Linked DNA regions of Mus musculus: region 1 is linked to region 2. Evidence: chromatin loops called from intact Hi-C (ENCODE). Cell type or tissue: heart. All regions are shown on one strand. Each heading gives the region's core, and the rest is flanking DNA. Links, peaks and the distances in the headings are about the cores only. Region 1 overlaps 1700061I17Rik (RIKEN cDNA 1700061I17 gene). Region 2 overlaps Palmd (palmdelphin).

Region 1 (8,338 bases), core at 133-8,132, 150 kb before region 2:
GGATTCATGAAAGGACAAAGTGCAACAACAGGAAGGGCTGAGTGAGGGTTCATGCATGCTCTAAAACTTTAACGGTGCCAAATACTATGTTATTGACTTTTCTTATTTCCAGTAACCAAATACTAGAGAAAGAATTTGTTTTGGATCACAGTTTCAGTGATGTCAGTCCAAAGTAGGAAGAAAGACTTGGCATAACAAAAAAAGTTCATATTATGGCCGGCCTGAAGCAGAGAAAGATACGACAGAAGAAGCCAAAGCGAGATATGACCCAAAGACACAGCCCCTGGTGACCCACTTTCTCTGAGCCCCAGGACCTACATTCCACCACTTCTCAATCATGCCATCAAGACATTAGTTCATCAGGGCCCTCACTATCCAATCATCCTTCAGGAAATGCCTATAAACATACTCAGAGGTGTGCTTCACTAATCCCCTAAAAGTTTTTTTTTTCTTTTGGGGCCAGTGGGAGCAAGTTTTGAGACAGGGTTTCTCTGTGTAGTTCTAGCTGTCCTGGAACTCATTCTGTAGACCTCAAACTCAAAGATTTACCTGCCTCTGCCTCCTGAGTGCTGGGATTAAAGGCATGTGTCATTACTACCTGGCGTCCCTTGAAGCTTCTTAACCTAGTGACAATGACACTTAAAGTTTCTTAATCTAGTGACAATGACAATCAAAATTAAACATCCCAACTTCTATGTCTAACTTTGTTTGCATCAGTTTTTATTTTTTCTCAGTTTCCCCAAAGAAAATATTTTCCACCCTTTAATCAAAGTTGGCCAACTATATGGATGTGGTCCAGCACTTAACACACATGGGGATCATTTCTTCATTATACTTACTGAGTAACCAATACATGTCTCAACTACCATGGATCCTGTTTTATAGACATCCTTGCAGCCTTCCAAGAAAAGTCATAAAACCACAAAGAGAGAGCATGGGTGGAGAGCAGATATTGCATGGCAACAAATCTTGCAAGGAAGCAGAGCTAATCTTGGCCTTTTTAAATGTGTGATTTGATGTAGATCCTGGTAGATACCATTTAAAAAGTCATCAATGCTATGGAGAGGTGATTGGGAAAATCCCATGCAAAAGCATGTGTAAGTATCTACAAGGTCATCACAGTACAGAACCACGGCAGCACCATATACTGAGTCTACAGTTGAACAGCCCTGGCTGAATTCTCTCTGGGAGTGAGAAGCTAGAGCTACAGTGTGGGCTGTTCTAGGAAGGTAAGGGATCCAGAGACATGGAGAGCTGTGATTGCACGTGAAGGGCTTTGTGCTCTAAAAACTTAAATACTGATACTCTAAGATGCTGTCAACGTGTGGTCCTCTGTAGTACTAAATGCTCCGTATACATATAGGAAAAGCCACTGTGTTTTCACCTGGAATAACAGTGACTGATAAACCTGACTCACCGGATAGACTGGACTCTTAATCTCACTCTCCCTACAGTACATAGTGTTTGTTGTCTTCCTGACATTCCTTAAAGATTATTCATCCTTTATCAGTTGTTCTGTGAGCTATTTAATTCCTTCTTCCCAAAGGCCTACAGTAAAAATATCTGCCTCTAAACATTATTTTACCCCTTCCCCTATTAACTACTTCTTTATCCTATTCCTACCTTGTATTAATTTTTATTTATAAATACAAAAGAATTTACCTTAAACTGCCTTTTCTTCTGAGCCCCACCCAACCCATGGGTATCATTTGTCCTTGCCCCAGCAGGTCTAAAATTCCATTCCCAGCGATGCCATAGGAAGCAATGTGGGAAGGAGAGAATTGATCTGGGCAAATGCATATAAATTAATGCCACTCATAGATAGATAGATAGATAGATAGATAGATAGATAGATAGATAGATAGATACCAATCATCCTTACAAAAATATTTGTGCTTAATGTGAAACCACTTTATACCCTCATTTTTCCCTCAGAATACTTTAAAATGATGATATCAAGATGCTTCTGATTTCTTAATGAATAATGAGGCCAAGATGCGGTTATTGTCTGGCAGCAAGAAGAAGTTTCACAGCAATAGCCTTCAGCCAATCACATTATTATGACAGTTAGAAAACAATACTATGCCTTCTCCCAGGCTTCAAACTTAATGCCTTGGGATTGGGAGGGGGGGTAATATTTCTCCTAACTACAAAACTCCTGCAGTATAAATATCATATATACAACCTATTTCCTTAATATAAAGCACATGAAATATGATGTATGTATTATTAGTAGTTTTTCTCACCACCTCAACATAATCCTAATAGAAGGAATCTGTGAGATGAAGGATTTGTTTTGGCTCATGATTCTAGTGAACACGGAGCATCGTGGTGTGTGTGATATGGCATTGGTGCTCTGTCCCTAATAGTAGAACCTTATGGCTTCTTTATATTGTAACCAAACAAGAAGCTAAATTACAACTTTTAAGGCCCTACAGTCTACATTTACCAGCAAAGCCCACTTTCCAAAAGATTCCATAATCTCCAATGCTGGTTAGACTTATCTATCTATCTATCTATCTATCTATCTATCTATCTATCTATCTATCTATTTATTATGGTCAACTTTGGCACAGCCAGGATCATCCAGGAAGAAAGAACTTAAAGAAAATACCTCCATCAGATTGGGCTATAGACATTTTCTTAATTAATGATTGGGAAGGCCCAGCCCCGTGTCCTGAATTGTGTAAGAACATAGACCGAGCAAGCCATAGGGAAGAAGGCAGTAAGCAGTGTTCCTCCATGACCTGGACTTCAGTTCTTGCTTGCCTTGACCTCCCTTCATCATAGACTATGGGCTATAAAATGAAATAAACCCTTTTCCTCCCCTAATTGCTTTTGCTCCTAGCATTTTATCACATCATTAGAAAGCAGTCTATGACACTTCCCAAAGCAGCATCACCATTAAGGGACCAGTTGGGGACACTGAATGTAATTGAACCCACCATCTTTTCCTTACTTCCATTTAGCTCTCTTCCAGGATCCAGACATAACTATTATAGCTTTTCTTTTCCACGTCTGGACTCCATCAAGATTATTAACTATCCAACAATGCTTTGTTTACCTCTTTCAGATACTCTAGGAAAAGGGCCTGGAAGAAACAAGTCATCCTATGTCTTCATCCTTGAAAATCCCTCTACATCCAAGGAAGCTACAAACAGGTCCAGGCTCATTTTACCACTTTTCTCACGCCCACAGTTTTGGCACAAACACTTAGATTTAGACCAAAATCAATCATCTATAGTTTAAAAAAATTAATATTACATCTTCTCCTTACTTCTTACTTCTCCTTACTTCAAAAGATTGATGCCTCTTCTTTTCTTTCTTTTTCTTCCATGACTCCTCTAAGTGTTCAAGGAACACAAAGGAAGACCTTACACATAGCATGTTTTTTCTTTTTAATGTGTTTGTGTGTATGTGTATGTAAATGTGGTATGTGTTTATGTGTGAGTGGTGTGTGTTTGTGTGTTTCCCATGTGTGTGCATGTCCACATGCCCACATGCACAAGAAAGCCAGAGTAAATATCGGGTCTACTAGGATTTCACTCTCTCCCTTGCTTCTTTGAGTCGGGATCTTTTCCCCACGCCTTAGGCCAAGCAAGCAGCCAGCAAACCCCACCCAGCTTCCTGTTCCTGCCCCCCACCCCTAGAGTTATGGGTGCATGAACAGACCTGGTTCTTTACATAGGTCCTGGGAATTCAAACCCAGATCTCCATACTGAAACAGAAATTACTCTTACCCACTGAGATATCTAACCAGCCCCACTTTTTCGGTAATCCCCAGATGTCGTTTAGCAGTTAACAAAGTAAACAGTGGCATTTCAACAGGGCGTCCTGAACAGAGGGTTGACTGTCTAAGGATTGGAGTCTAGAGCCAGGAGTTGACAGTCTAGGAGTTCAGGACCTTTCAAACAATGAACAAAGAATTGGGCACCCAGGAACAAAGAAAAGAAGACTGTGAGAGAGCGAAAGTAAGCAATTATTCAGAGCGGAAAGCATCCTCTGGGGCAGAGTAGGGTCTCAGGCCTTTTAGACTACCAAGTGGCCTCTAGGTTGGCCTTTTTATAGGGCTGCTTGGCCCTACCCCTCTGTCCCTCTGTTCCTCTCTCCCGCTTCTACATCTCCTCAGTCTAGATGGGTCTTGACACACAGAAATAACAAAGAGCAATGAGGTCACATCCCAGTCCAGGGGAGGGCGTGGTGCAGGAGGTGAGGGTGTGGTGCAAGCGTTAGCTCTCTTTGGATTCCAGCTGCTATGTGAGAATGTTACCTTTCTCACAGCCCTTGTCCCTGCCTGTCTCTTCCAGGCTCACTCCTCACAGCATTAGATTGTTCAAGGTCCAGCAATCAAATGCAGTAGTGTCACGTGTTTGGTTACCTCTGCCACGGCTGACATCAGATGTGCCCCTGAAAAGTATGTAACCACCCTCAGACTGTGTTGTATAGTAGGTCCCACCCAATTGAACTGTCCCCAACCTCACAAGAACAGAAACCAGAAAGATTACAAGGTTCCTCCCCTGTGGCTATAGAAGCAGAAAACAATTGCCAGGAAAAGAGACTCACCAGATGAGCTTCCTGGCGAGATTTTCCAACCAGTCTGCTGCCTGCAAGTTATGGAGAGAGCTCCGTGGTTGCAGTTTCTGAGTCTTCAGCCATGCTGGAGTGAGGATGTGGGTGATACAGCAGCCTTTGAGAGTATCTGCTTCACTAGATAGCCCATAGTCCTGTAATTAATTTTACTACTTAACAAGTTAGACAGTAATAGGAATATTACCTTGGCCTGTCTTGGGTTCCCTATCTAGGGTAACTAGATGTTTGTTCATGTCTATCTCACTGAACACAACCTTACATGGTCTATTAGTTCTGAAATAGCAGAAACACCTGTTTTAAATTCTCTCTAGAAAGAGTAACTGAGAAAGAACCACACATTAACTGTTCTCCCTGTCATATGTTCTTTCTTCCCTTTATTAATTTTTACCCAGAATCTGCATTTCTTTTATTTTTTGTGATCTTCAGTGTCTGTTCCTAACTTGAGCTGTGTCTGGAAATAAAAGTAGGTTCCAGAAGAAAAGGGTCGAGGGGGAACAAAAGAAGCCATGGCAGCAGAAGAATGGGAGCCACATGACTGGAGACATTTTCTTCCATGGAATGCTTTGGAAGAGCAGAAATGCTTGGCCATTGGTCTGCTGTCTCAAGAGGAATATTTTAGTACTGGGGGTTTCTCTGAAAAGTCACAACAGCTGCTGCCTTAGTTTACCACATGGAGTCATGCAGATTGTACAGACCTGCTTCAGGAATCATCCCAAAGGCAAAGGTAGGGTAAAACTATCGGTAATATGACTTACACAGAGAGAGAGAGAGAGAGAGAGAGAGAGAGAGAGAGAGAGAGAGATGCACAAACATGCACACATACACAAACATGCACACACACACATACAGAGACATACCTGCATATGCATATACACATGCACATACATGTGTACATGCCTAAAATAGAATTGCTTTTATTTGTACTCAACTCATTAGATCCCAAGCTCTACAGCCATGCATTCAACCAACCACAGGCCAAAAATATTCAGAAAAAAATACTGAAACAACACAGACTTATTTTCATTATCATGTCCTAAACAATACATGCAAGAAAAAAAAAACAATTTATGTCATAATTGCTTTGTGCCAGGCAGCATGAGTGATCTAGGGATGGCTTAACATGCATAGAAGGCTGTCTATAAATTTAAATTGCATGTCACATAAGGGACTTGACCATGTGCCTACACTGGTATCCATGGGTCCTAGAACCAGACTCCATAGACACTGAGGGACAATTTCAAATTTTGAACTTCTAAAGGTTTCCTTTAAAGGAAGCATTTCACTGTGTTGACGTGTGTGTCATATATGCATAACTGAATACATACATATTCTGCATCAATCCTCAACGTCTTTGTTTCACAAATGAAGAAGCTAAGATCAAAAACTTCTTCCAAGGCCACATGAAGGAGCAGATGACCAAAAACAGAACCTGGAGCCTCTAAAGCTCTTCTTACCCTTGATTAACATGCAGTCATTTTTCACTATATCAATCACCAACACTCATTCTTTTAACCACATCACTTTGTTTAAGGCAAGATAGCTTGCTATTAAACTGTTATTAACATGCATATATTAAGTAAATAAAAATCAAGTTTCTTCCTTCACAAATACTGCAAGATCCTAAATCCTTTGTTAGACTCTGCCTTCAGCTTTCTATCCTGACAGATGTCAGTGAGATCAGGAAGCAGCTCTGAAAGTTTATAACTCTTGACCCTCTGCTAACATCGTAGTAGTATGTGGTCAAAGAATGGTTCAGGCCACAATGGAAGTTTAAAAGACTGCATGTTCATTTTCCATTCTATGTATATGTGTGTGGGAGGGTACATGCACATGTATGTTCAGGGAACTTCAGAGGCCACAAGAGAGTGTTGACTCTTTTGGAGCTGGAGCTCAGGACAGCTGAGAGCCTTCAGATATGGGTGTTGGGATGCTAACTTGGGTCCTCTGAAGCAGTAAGCTACAGGTGATCTTAACCCTAGCCACTGAGCCATCTCTCCGGCCCCAGAGGAGATTTTTACCTTGACTCAATGGGTTCCTTAAAACAAGCCTTTGAGGGAGGAAAGGAAGGCTGTGACTACAGCTTAGGAAGATGAAATGTATGCTTCACTCCCAGTGTTGTCACCAAGTACTAACTAATCACGAGGAAGATAAAAACCCTTGCATTCCGGCCACTTTCCTGGAGAGTTCTGTTTCTTGTTGAAAAGAGATTTAGATACTAAGCAGTTTTGGAAGCCTTGCCGGCCAGAGGAACAAACTTGCTCTGTTTAAAATCAACAAGCCAGAAATACATAGGTGGGGTAGAACCCCAGTGAGACCTGAGAATGAGAGAAAACCATTGCAGGGATAAAACACACCTTTTAGTGCCATGATAATTGATGTCTGTAATAATGAAATGGTCTAGGAATGCCGGTTTCCTCTATCTCTTGCTAAAAGAAAGCACACAATTAGGAAGGCTTATGATGAGTGTACTCTATGCCCCACATTAATTTTAGCTTTTTCCTATACATTGTACATTGTGGAGTGGTTTGAATATGTTTCGCCCAGAGAGTGGCACTATTTGGAGGTGTGGCCTTGTTGGAGTAAGTGTGTCACTGTGGGCGTGGGCTCTAAGACCCTCTTCCTAGCTGCCTGGAAATCAGTCTTCAGCTAGCAGCCTTCAGATGAAGATGTAGAACTCTCAGCCCTTCCTGCACCATGCCTGCCTGGTTGCTGCCATGTTCCTATCTTGATGATACTGAACTAAATCTCTGAATATGTAAGCTAGCCCCAACTAAATGTTGTTTTTATAAACATTGCCTTAGTCATGGTGTCTGTTCACAACAGTAAAATACTAACTACGACGACACATTGTTTAGCATGATAAAAAAAAAAATGGGGGGCTGGTGAGATGGCTCAGTGGGTAAGAGCACCCGACTGCTCTTCCAAAGGTCCGAAGTTCAAATCCCAGCAACCACATGGTGGCCCACAACCACCCGTAATGAGATCTGATGCCCTCTTCTGGTGCGTCTGGAGACAACTACAGTGTACTTATATATAATAAATAAATAAATCTTTAAAAAAAATGTATTCAGGTGAGGAAACTGAGAAAAGAGTTAGAGATTTGTGGGGCCTGGATCATGATGTTCTTGAATCTCTGTGCACAGGGAGGTTCCCTCAAAGCCAGGTGGCCTAATGCACACTGCTAATCCCAACTCTTGGAAGGCAGAAGCAGGTAGATCTCTGTGGGTTCAAGGCTAGCCTAGTCTACATAGTGAGCTCCTGAGATAGACAAGAATACATAGAAAGAGACTGTCTCAAAACAAAACAAAACAAAAATTAAAAATAAATACATAGAGTTCCCACAAAATTCAGCTTTGGGTTTTTGTTTATTTGTTCTTTTGTTTGTGTTTTGTCGAAGTTGCATCTCATTCATATAACCTAGGCTGACCTTGAACCTGCTATGTAGCCAGCAATGACCTTAAACTTCTGATATTCCATCCTCCACTTCTGAGGTGCTGGGATTACAGGTATATACCACACCCCAGGCCAAAACTATTCATTTTAACAAAGAAAAATGTACAATAGGATAAACCATATGGAATTTAAGGCATAAAAATTATAGTGATATACTGGTATTTAGAAATGATTGAAAAATCTCTAACCAAATTAAACAGTTGAGAAGTGAATTAATGAACCTAAAACACAATAATAAAATTATCAACGTGGTACAGGGAAAGATCAACACAGAAAATACAAAAGAAATGGAAAG
Region 2 (8,338 bases), core at 51-8,050:
AATTGAAGGAGAACCTATTCTCTGTCTGCAGGGAGCAGTCTGTATTCCCTCAACAGATATTTAATGAATAAATACTATACACCAAGCCCACCTAGGCACATGGTAGGTATTCACCAAATTAACCATTTAGGGAGTACAGTGCAGAAAACTGAGGCAGAGATGTGAGGCGGGGAGACGAAGGGCAGGGATCTTGCAGATGTAATTGGGTACCCAGGGAAAGCTACAACCCGTCAGGCAACAGAGAAGACAAGAAATACAAGATGAGCTATAGGAAAATATACTAAAAGCAAGCACTCACACATTCTAATTCTACAAAGAATGCTGTTCCCTCACCTGTTAAAATTCCAGCCATGGGGCTCTTGCCTGGGCCATGAGACAAACTCCAACCCTGTGCCCCACACTCCTTCCGTTCCCCACCACCACCAGTCACCTCCAGTACAGTTCAGATTGCTCTATGTTAAGCCCTCCATCTACTTAAAAGTGGTATTAAATTAGGGAGATAACGGGGAGGTGCCTGGAGAGAGGGGACAGAAATTAAGAGCACCTGCTGCTCTTGCAGATGACCCAGATTCAATTCCCAGCAGCCATGTGGCAGTTCACAAATATCTATAGGTCAAGTTCCCGGGCATCCGAGGCTCTTCTCTAACTTCCTCAGGGACCGGGCATACACACGATGCACAGATATACATGCAGGCAAAATAGTTACACACATAAAATAAAGTTGTTGTTGTTGTTTAATTTTTAAATTAAATTCCAGCCTCTGTACTACTGTTGCCACGTCTTAGCTTCCTCCACAGTGTGAAGCCCTTAGAGCAGTACACTACCTACAGTGTCAGTAGGCAGCTGAGCTTCCAGCAAGGATGTAGCTTAACAAATTACCCTGCTAGTCAGTTCACCTGCTGCAGCCTACACTGTGGGGTTCTTCCTACGTAAAGAGGCTCTCCTTAAAAAGTAAGCAAATGTGTGTAAGTCTGGCTGGTCACATCTATTCATTGGAGAGGATTATCTTTCGGTTACTTTGGAAAATGCCAACTCTGTGGGTTTATTTCTCTTACTGACTCCTTCAAGTCATTTTTCCAAAATGCTACACTTCGTAAGGCACCATGTTACCCAGAGTCAGTTGTCTTAGAACTAATTGGTAAAACCAGAAAAAAAAAATTAAAGATGTATTTTATGTGTATATGTGTGTGCCTGGATAAGTTCACGCGCACCACACGCATACAGGTGCCCTGGAGAGCCAGAAGGATTTAGATTCCCTGGAAGTGGGATTTAAGAAGGTTGTGGGCCTCCTCACATGGGTGCTAGAAATGTGTAGCTCATGCCTTCTTGTAGAGACATCCCTCCACCACCCAAATCAGGACGATTTGTGGGGAGAGCTGGTTTATTTTTGCTGGTTTGGTTTTTTTTTTAGACAGGGTTTCTCTGTGTAGCCCTGGCTGTCCTAGAACTTGCTCTGTAGGACAGGCTGGCCTTGAACTCACAGAGACTAACCTGCCTCTGCCTCTGAGTGCTGGGATTAAAGGTTCGTACCTCTGGGCTAGAGGTTTTTAAATGTCATATAAGAGAATGTCAAAGGATATAAAAGTAAATAAATTCGTTTATAAGAGAAAAGGGGTGCTAAATCGTGTGTTGAATTTGTCTTTTAACAGCTTTGTATGCCATGGAAATTAAAGTTGAAAAAGATTTGAAGACTGGAGAGAGCGTAGTTCTGTCTTCAATACCGCTGCCATCTGATGACTTTAAAAGCACAGGGATAAAAGTGTATGAGGACCGGCAGAAATCAGTCTATGCTGTTAGCTCCAATCAGAACACAACCTACAATGGCACCGACGGCCTCGCACCTGTCGAAGTGGAGGATCTCCTAAGACAAGCCTCAGAGAGGAACTCTAAATCGCCCACAGAGTACCATGAGCCAGTGTACGCCAATCCGTTTTGCAGGCCTGTGACCCCACAGAGAGAAAGAGTCATAAGCCCTGGACCAAATTTTCAAGAAAGGATAATGATGAAAACGAACGGACTGGGCAACCATGCAAATGAATCTGCGCACAATATGACCGACGGGCTCTCAGAGAGGAGAAGCAACGGTCCCACTCACACCAGTCCCACTCGGCCAACACCTCAGCCCCGATCAATGGTTCAGCAAGTGGAAGAGATGGTCCACACCCAACAAAAGAGGATGGCAAGCCCTTGGGAAGAATCCAGCAACAGGCAAAACGAACACGAAGTTTCTCCAAGGATGGAACTGAGCCCCAGCAGAGCAAGCCCTGGGAAATCGGGACCCCAGTGTTCTTCACCCACTTGCCAGGAGGAGACAGAAGATGTCAGATATAACATCGTTCATTCCCTGCCTTCTGATGTGGATGACACAGAACCTGTAACAATGATTTTCATGGGGTATCAGCAGGCAGATGATAATGAGGAAGAAAAGAAGCTTTTGACAGGCTACGACGGGGTCATCCACGCTGAGCTCGTTGTGATTGATGACGAGGCGGAGGATAATGAAGGACAAACCGAGAGGCCATCCTACCATCCCGTAGCTCCCTACAGTCAGGTTTACCAGCCACCCAAACCAACCCCACTTCCTAGAAAGAGAGCGGAAGTTAGGCCGTATGAAAACACAAACCATAAATCTCCTCACAAAAATTCCATCTCTCTGAAAGAGCAAGAGGAACGCTTAGGCAGCCCTGCCCGGCACTCTCCCCTGGATGTCCCAGTAGCTGGAGACGGGACTGAGGATCCTTCCTTAACAGGTAATAAAAATGACAAGGCATGCCGCTGCTGTTTACTAATGTGACAGTCTTCTCCGTGCTAATGAACGCTCTGACTTCCGGTGTTTGTGACCACCTCATAAACTAATACACACTGGATAGCTTTTATTAACGCTGATCCGAAGTATTATCAGCAGAGCAAAGTAAGTCGCATCAAAAAAATAATAATAATAATAACAACGAAAGTGGAAACTCCGTCTTGCTTTGTTTTAATATTGCATTGGCTGCCTCTAGCTACTGGAGATGTATGTGTCTTCTGGGAGGGAGCAATGCCATATGTATTCACATTGGGGTTGCTAATTAATGTGCTGATCATCAGAAACATACTTTTCACAGCAGAATCCAATGACAACTACTTTCCTGTGCCTCTCTGTGACTTAAATTTTACACGTAAGTTAACAAGTAGCCTTAATTTTAAAAGGAAATAGGAGACACATACCATTTTCTTTGCATTTTATTACTCTGCTATATCTCCTTTCTCTATACTTTTATAGGTTTACTAATGTTGGTTCTTTCATTTTCTACACTTTAAAATTTTTATCTTGCATCATCTATGACTCAATTTTTCATAGTCTTCTCCAACTTGATGTATTTTTTTTTCTATTTTCTATACAGCCGCATTTCACATTCTCTATGACTTTTTATGGCTTTGTATCTCTTGAGCTATTTTATCATTGAATAATGAAAAGTAACTGCAACACCTTTTTTTCTACACACTGACAGCTCCTCGATTTCAAATTCCTTGTTATCACTCAGATATCGAGACCTATTATCACTGATAGAAAAATGAATAAGAATCTGACAAACACAATTAGAATGACTGGGTTTACCTTAGCTAAAAGTCTAAGTCAAATTACACAAACGCACAGGTTCTAAACATTAGAAATGCAAAGTAATTGTAAATGTTGCTAATTGAAGAATGATCATTAAAAAGCAATAGCTATTAAGTACCAGCCATCTGAGCAAGTTGAACCTGGTAGTTTTATAGAAGTGGGTTAGGACCTCTGCAATTCAAGATCTTTCTCCCTCATCGAGCCATAAGCCCAATCTTGTTTTGCTAATAACACCATAATAGAGACATCCTTAAATTATTTAAAGTCCTTGTTAGGTGAATCCATCACAAATTTAATCACCTGAAGGATTTCTACCCTCCCTCATGTGTCTTCCTCAGAATCTGGAATAACGTTCCCCCACAATGGAAAGCTGCAGAGACTAAGGCCCTTTCCTTTTGGAGAACTGGCTTTGATGGCTGGTCAAATGCTTCTTTTGAAATTCATTCTTAAAACAATGCATGTAACATAGGGGAAGGATCGCTCTATTTATGGTCTGAAGTATTGGCATGACACACTAAAAACAAACAAACAAAAAAAAAAAAACCTCCCTGTTTTGATGTTGGATTTTAGCCAGCTCTTCCAAAAACCCCCTACTCCTTCTTCCCTAACCATATTAACACATTTACCCCAAGTAAAATGACAGGAAGTGACTAACATTTCCAGACAACACTAATCATGCTACTGAAATAAAATTATGAAAACAGGAAAACCTATTCCAAAGTAACAATGCAAAGTCTTGTGCTATCAAACTAAGTATCTTGTGAAGAGAATGCTCCAAATTCCTTACCCTTCATTGTGAAATTGTTTTACGTCTCTGCCTTCCAATTCGTCACATAGATCACAGAGTGGAGGTATTAGTTTGAATGAGCTTTAAAAATAAGTCAATCAGGGCTGGTGAGATGGCTCAGTGGGTAAGAGCACCCGACTGCTCTTCCGAAGGTCCGAAGTTCAAATCCCAGCAACCACATGGTGGCTCACAACCACCCGTAATGAGATCTGATGCCCTCTTCTGGAGTGTCTGAAGACAGCTACAGTGTACTTACATATAATAAATAAATAAATCTTTAAAAAAAAAAATAAGTCAATCAGATTATATCAATGATTTCAGGGACCAACTATGTACACTGAGAATGTAGCTACCTATGGACTTTAATTTCACAAGTACATTGTACTTTTCAACATCACACATACACACGCATGCATACATATACATATACATATACATATACATATACATATACATATACATATACATATACCAGAGAGAAATGCTACAATACTTAAAGACCCACAATTTAAGTCAATTCCTTTATTATAATACAGAATTCCTATTAAATACTAATAGTTATGGTAGGCACAATAATTAAGAATTGTCTCTTTCCATTTGTTGTAAATATACTTATCAAAATCTTATCTCAAGAGACATTCGTAGGAGTGGGGAATATAACACAGTGGGTAAGTGCACTTATTCTACAAAATAGGGATGTGAATTTGAATTCCAACCACCCATATCAAAAGCCATGGATGTGCAAGCCTGTAACACCACCATTGCAGGAGCAGGGACAGGCAGATCCAGCAGTTCACTGGCCACCCATCCAGCCAAAACAGTGAGCTTCTGCTTCAGGAAAGCCTCTGCTCCAAGGTAACAAGGCACGGATTAATAGATAAGGCCACTTGATGTCCTGCTTTGGCCTTCTGTGTGCAGCATACGCAGTGCATGCATCACACAGAGAGAGACAGAGACAGAGAGAAAGTCAGAGACAGAGTTTCTCACTTGAAAAGCTATGTTAGTAGAAACTAGTCCAGCATGGATAGTCTAGCAACAGTATAGTTTAGTAAAATTTTGAACACTGTGAAACATGACAGAAATCTTATGTCTATCTGCTTGTATAAGCATGATATGATCCAGACTCACCCACTATTATATGGCTTCAGTAAGCGCTCCATGAGATCACAGTAACCCTGACAATAGCAACTACACAGCTTGCTTTCTTTGGTAGACCTCACACACCTATTCTTCTCCCGGCTCAGTTCTGTGATTGTAGAGATATCAATGGTTCTTCGGGATGAAGAGGCAGAAAAACTTTAGCTCTGGAGCACTCGCTCCCCCATTGATTGGGAAACAGCCAGTAGGGGTCACAGGAGGCTGAGCATAAAACACAAATCTCTCTCCCACCAATTTAAGCAGCTAAAACTGTGTGTCTGAGTGGTTGGAGGAAATCAAGACTGGGATCAGAGAAGAGCAGAGAAGAGAGGTCAAGAGGAGAACTGAAGGCACACTATTAGAGGAAGCATCCTTGCATTGACTGAGCATGCTTCCTCTCCACACCTCCACCTGGAATTATGGCTACTGCCACAGGCTTGGAGAAAGGGATCCGAGTGCTAGCTGACCTCACTGCATGCCCTGCGACACAGGGAGGGCTCTATTTGCAGACTCTCAAGATGGGGCATAACTAACTGTAGGGAACAAGATTCTGACCCTGTCTTAAACAGACCTTTAAGCAATCCGTTATCCCTGCTCTCTCTCAGCATTGGTAATGCAAGAGGACACAAAACCCACGATCAGCCCCCCTCATGAAGCCTTGCCTCCTGCCTATTCTGCTGTGGGGTTGCAGGTTCTTGCCCAGAGGCCACCACCCAGCAGCTTCCAGCAACAGAGCCCACCCATCCTGCTGACTGGGCAAAGGAAATTCTCTCAAGACAGCCTGAACGCTGGCTTTGCTGTTAGTAGTGACTTGCCTCGTCACTTTCAAGTGAAAGCGATGCTTTTAACCTCTGTCACAGAGAGAACATGGCATTGAAAATGACCTCATGACAGTGGCAGGTCCCCATCCCTTCTCATATTTTTGTAAAAGGCCTTCTGAAGATAGGATCATTGCTTTGGTTGATGGGTAACTATGTGCAGCATAGAGATGGGGAGAAAAAAAAAACATGCCTTCTCTTACTGTTTCATTAAAACAAAATTGTACAATTAGCTAAATGGCTGCTTCTTGGGCCATTTTACACACAAATGTAATATTGCATAATGAATATAATCATTTGCTCAATGCCTTGAAAGCACCTTAAAACTTTTAGAACATGACAGAGGCAGCTATACCCAAAGGCCCTCGGTATTGAGGTGTAATACCAGAACACCAAATGAGTGCTATCAATCCCACACCTACAGTTTTAAAAGGCTTCATCAGCAGTAGAGCACACTCAAAGATACAGCTGCCATTCAAAAGCATAATTACACACTAACGCTTAATTATTAGTTCATCTCATTTCATACATAGATTTATTCTTGTCATTGCCCATCCAAAGGTCAGAGGGCCTTTGGACAACCAAGCTTAATGATATTATTTTAAAATTTTTAATCACTAATCATAGTTTAAGTATGAGTATCTTTGTTTTGGTTCAGTGGTACAAAGCTAAGGATATGCACAAAAGACAGATATTGACGTAAAGGAATATATCCAGGCTGAGAGTGAAAATACACGCCATCAGCCTGTGCTGGGTTTGTTCTGCTCGTTTTTCTGGCCTCTGTAGACATAGGCTCCTCCTAGTTCTGAACCTACACCTGTCCTAAGTTAACCATAGCTCATTATTTCTGCTGTCTCTTTACGCTACTAAAACAATGCTCACGCGGTTGGATAAAACCATCTGAGGTATGTTCTCAACTTTCCTGCCTTCTATGAAATGGTCATTTAGAGTAAAAATCGTGATTCTTTTATAATTTGCTTTTTTTTTTTTTTTTACTTTAATCTACAGCTTTAAGAATAAGAATGGCCAAGCTGGGGAAAAAGGTGATCTGAGAGCCGTGGTGCCCACCTGAATAACCTCTGAAGGAGAAGCCACGAAATGCCTGAAAACTTCTCTTCTGAATTCTTTTATTTCTTGTCCCTAAAGTCCAAAACTATATAATTATACCCATAGTAAGTCACATAAATAAATATTAGTCATTATTTAGGGGGGAATCCCCCCTCAAAAAAAACTGGGACAACAAATGCTAACTTTTCCAGTTACTTGATATGACTCAGTGGGGCCGGGGGAACCAGTATATTTTTATTGTATTGATACCAAAGCATTTCTAATAAGAGCTTGTTGAATTTAAGAATAAAGTTATTTAAAATACCTTGACTATCTTAACTGGCATGGTAATGTTGTTGATGCAAAAATCATACATAGGCACACCTCATGCCAAGAAATATCAGCCACTGACAGGAATGCACCCTCTCAAAATCAGTAACTCCTTAAGATGACTGCATGCTCCTGCCAAAGATCAATTTAGTTGGCTCAGTTGAGACTCTAATGAGATTGCACACATCCACAAGGCACACAGAACAACTGTGCTTCTGCTCTGGGTGTACTCAGGTTGGTTATCTTGCTAAAGCACAAGACATTCCAGAAGACAACAGGCTCGTTCATTCTTCTTCAGGTTCCATCCTCTCTTCAACTCAGTTCGAGGTGCAATTAATGATTGTAGCTTAAGGGCACTAGTAAAGAGACCTCCATATTCTCAAAAGGGCTCAGATCTGGTCCAGGTGAATAAGTTAGAATCTTTACATTAAAACTAGGAAAAAGGGTTTAAAGGGGTGGCACAGCCTGTAAAAGTGATTGACTTGTAAGCATGAGTCCATGTCAAAATGTTGACCATGGTGGTGTTGGGAGAGAGAGTCAGGAAGATCCCTGGAGCTCATTGGACAGACAGCATTGTTCCAGGAAATATTAAAAAATAAAAAAAAATAATAAAAGAAC

What was found. Hi-C counts contacts between places; a loop is a spot of excess contacts. Peaks named below come from ENCODE experiments on the same cell type or tissue, not always from the same donor. Only the 100,000 strongest peaks of a DNase experiment are listed, where the experiment ranks them.
Region 1: it touches region 2 in a loop (2.1-fold over the local background); 7 of 42 quality-filtered maps call a loop at or near these places.

The regions. Positions count from the first base shown.
Region 1 is chr3:117,063,795-117,072,132 of GRCm38, reverse strand. It overlaps 1700061I17Rik (RIKEN cDNA 1700061I17 gene), which reads left to right. Exons shown (of 9, transcript NR_038029.1): 3 at 3,074-3,161; 4 at 4,308-4,414; 5 at 4,983-5,314. Among named protein-coding and RNA genes, the nearest start is that of 1700061I17Rik, 9.8 kb to the left of the region's middle. In heart, for the core only: no CTCF peak of the experiment used is centred there; a DNase peak (open chromatin) is centred at 4,272; H3K27ac peaks cover 506 bases.
Region 2 is chr3:116,917,647-116,925,984 of GRCm38, reverse strand. It overlaps Palmd (palmdelphin), which reads left to right. Exons shown (of 8, transcript NM_023245.3): 7 at 1,650-2,750; 8 at 7,352-7,723. The coding sequence ends at 7,395. Among named protein-coding and RNA genes, the nearest start is that of Gm32148, 31 kb to the left of the region's middle. In heart, for the core only: a CTCF peak has its summit at 4,642 (motif pointing left); no DNase peak of the experiment used is centred there.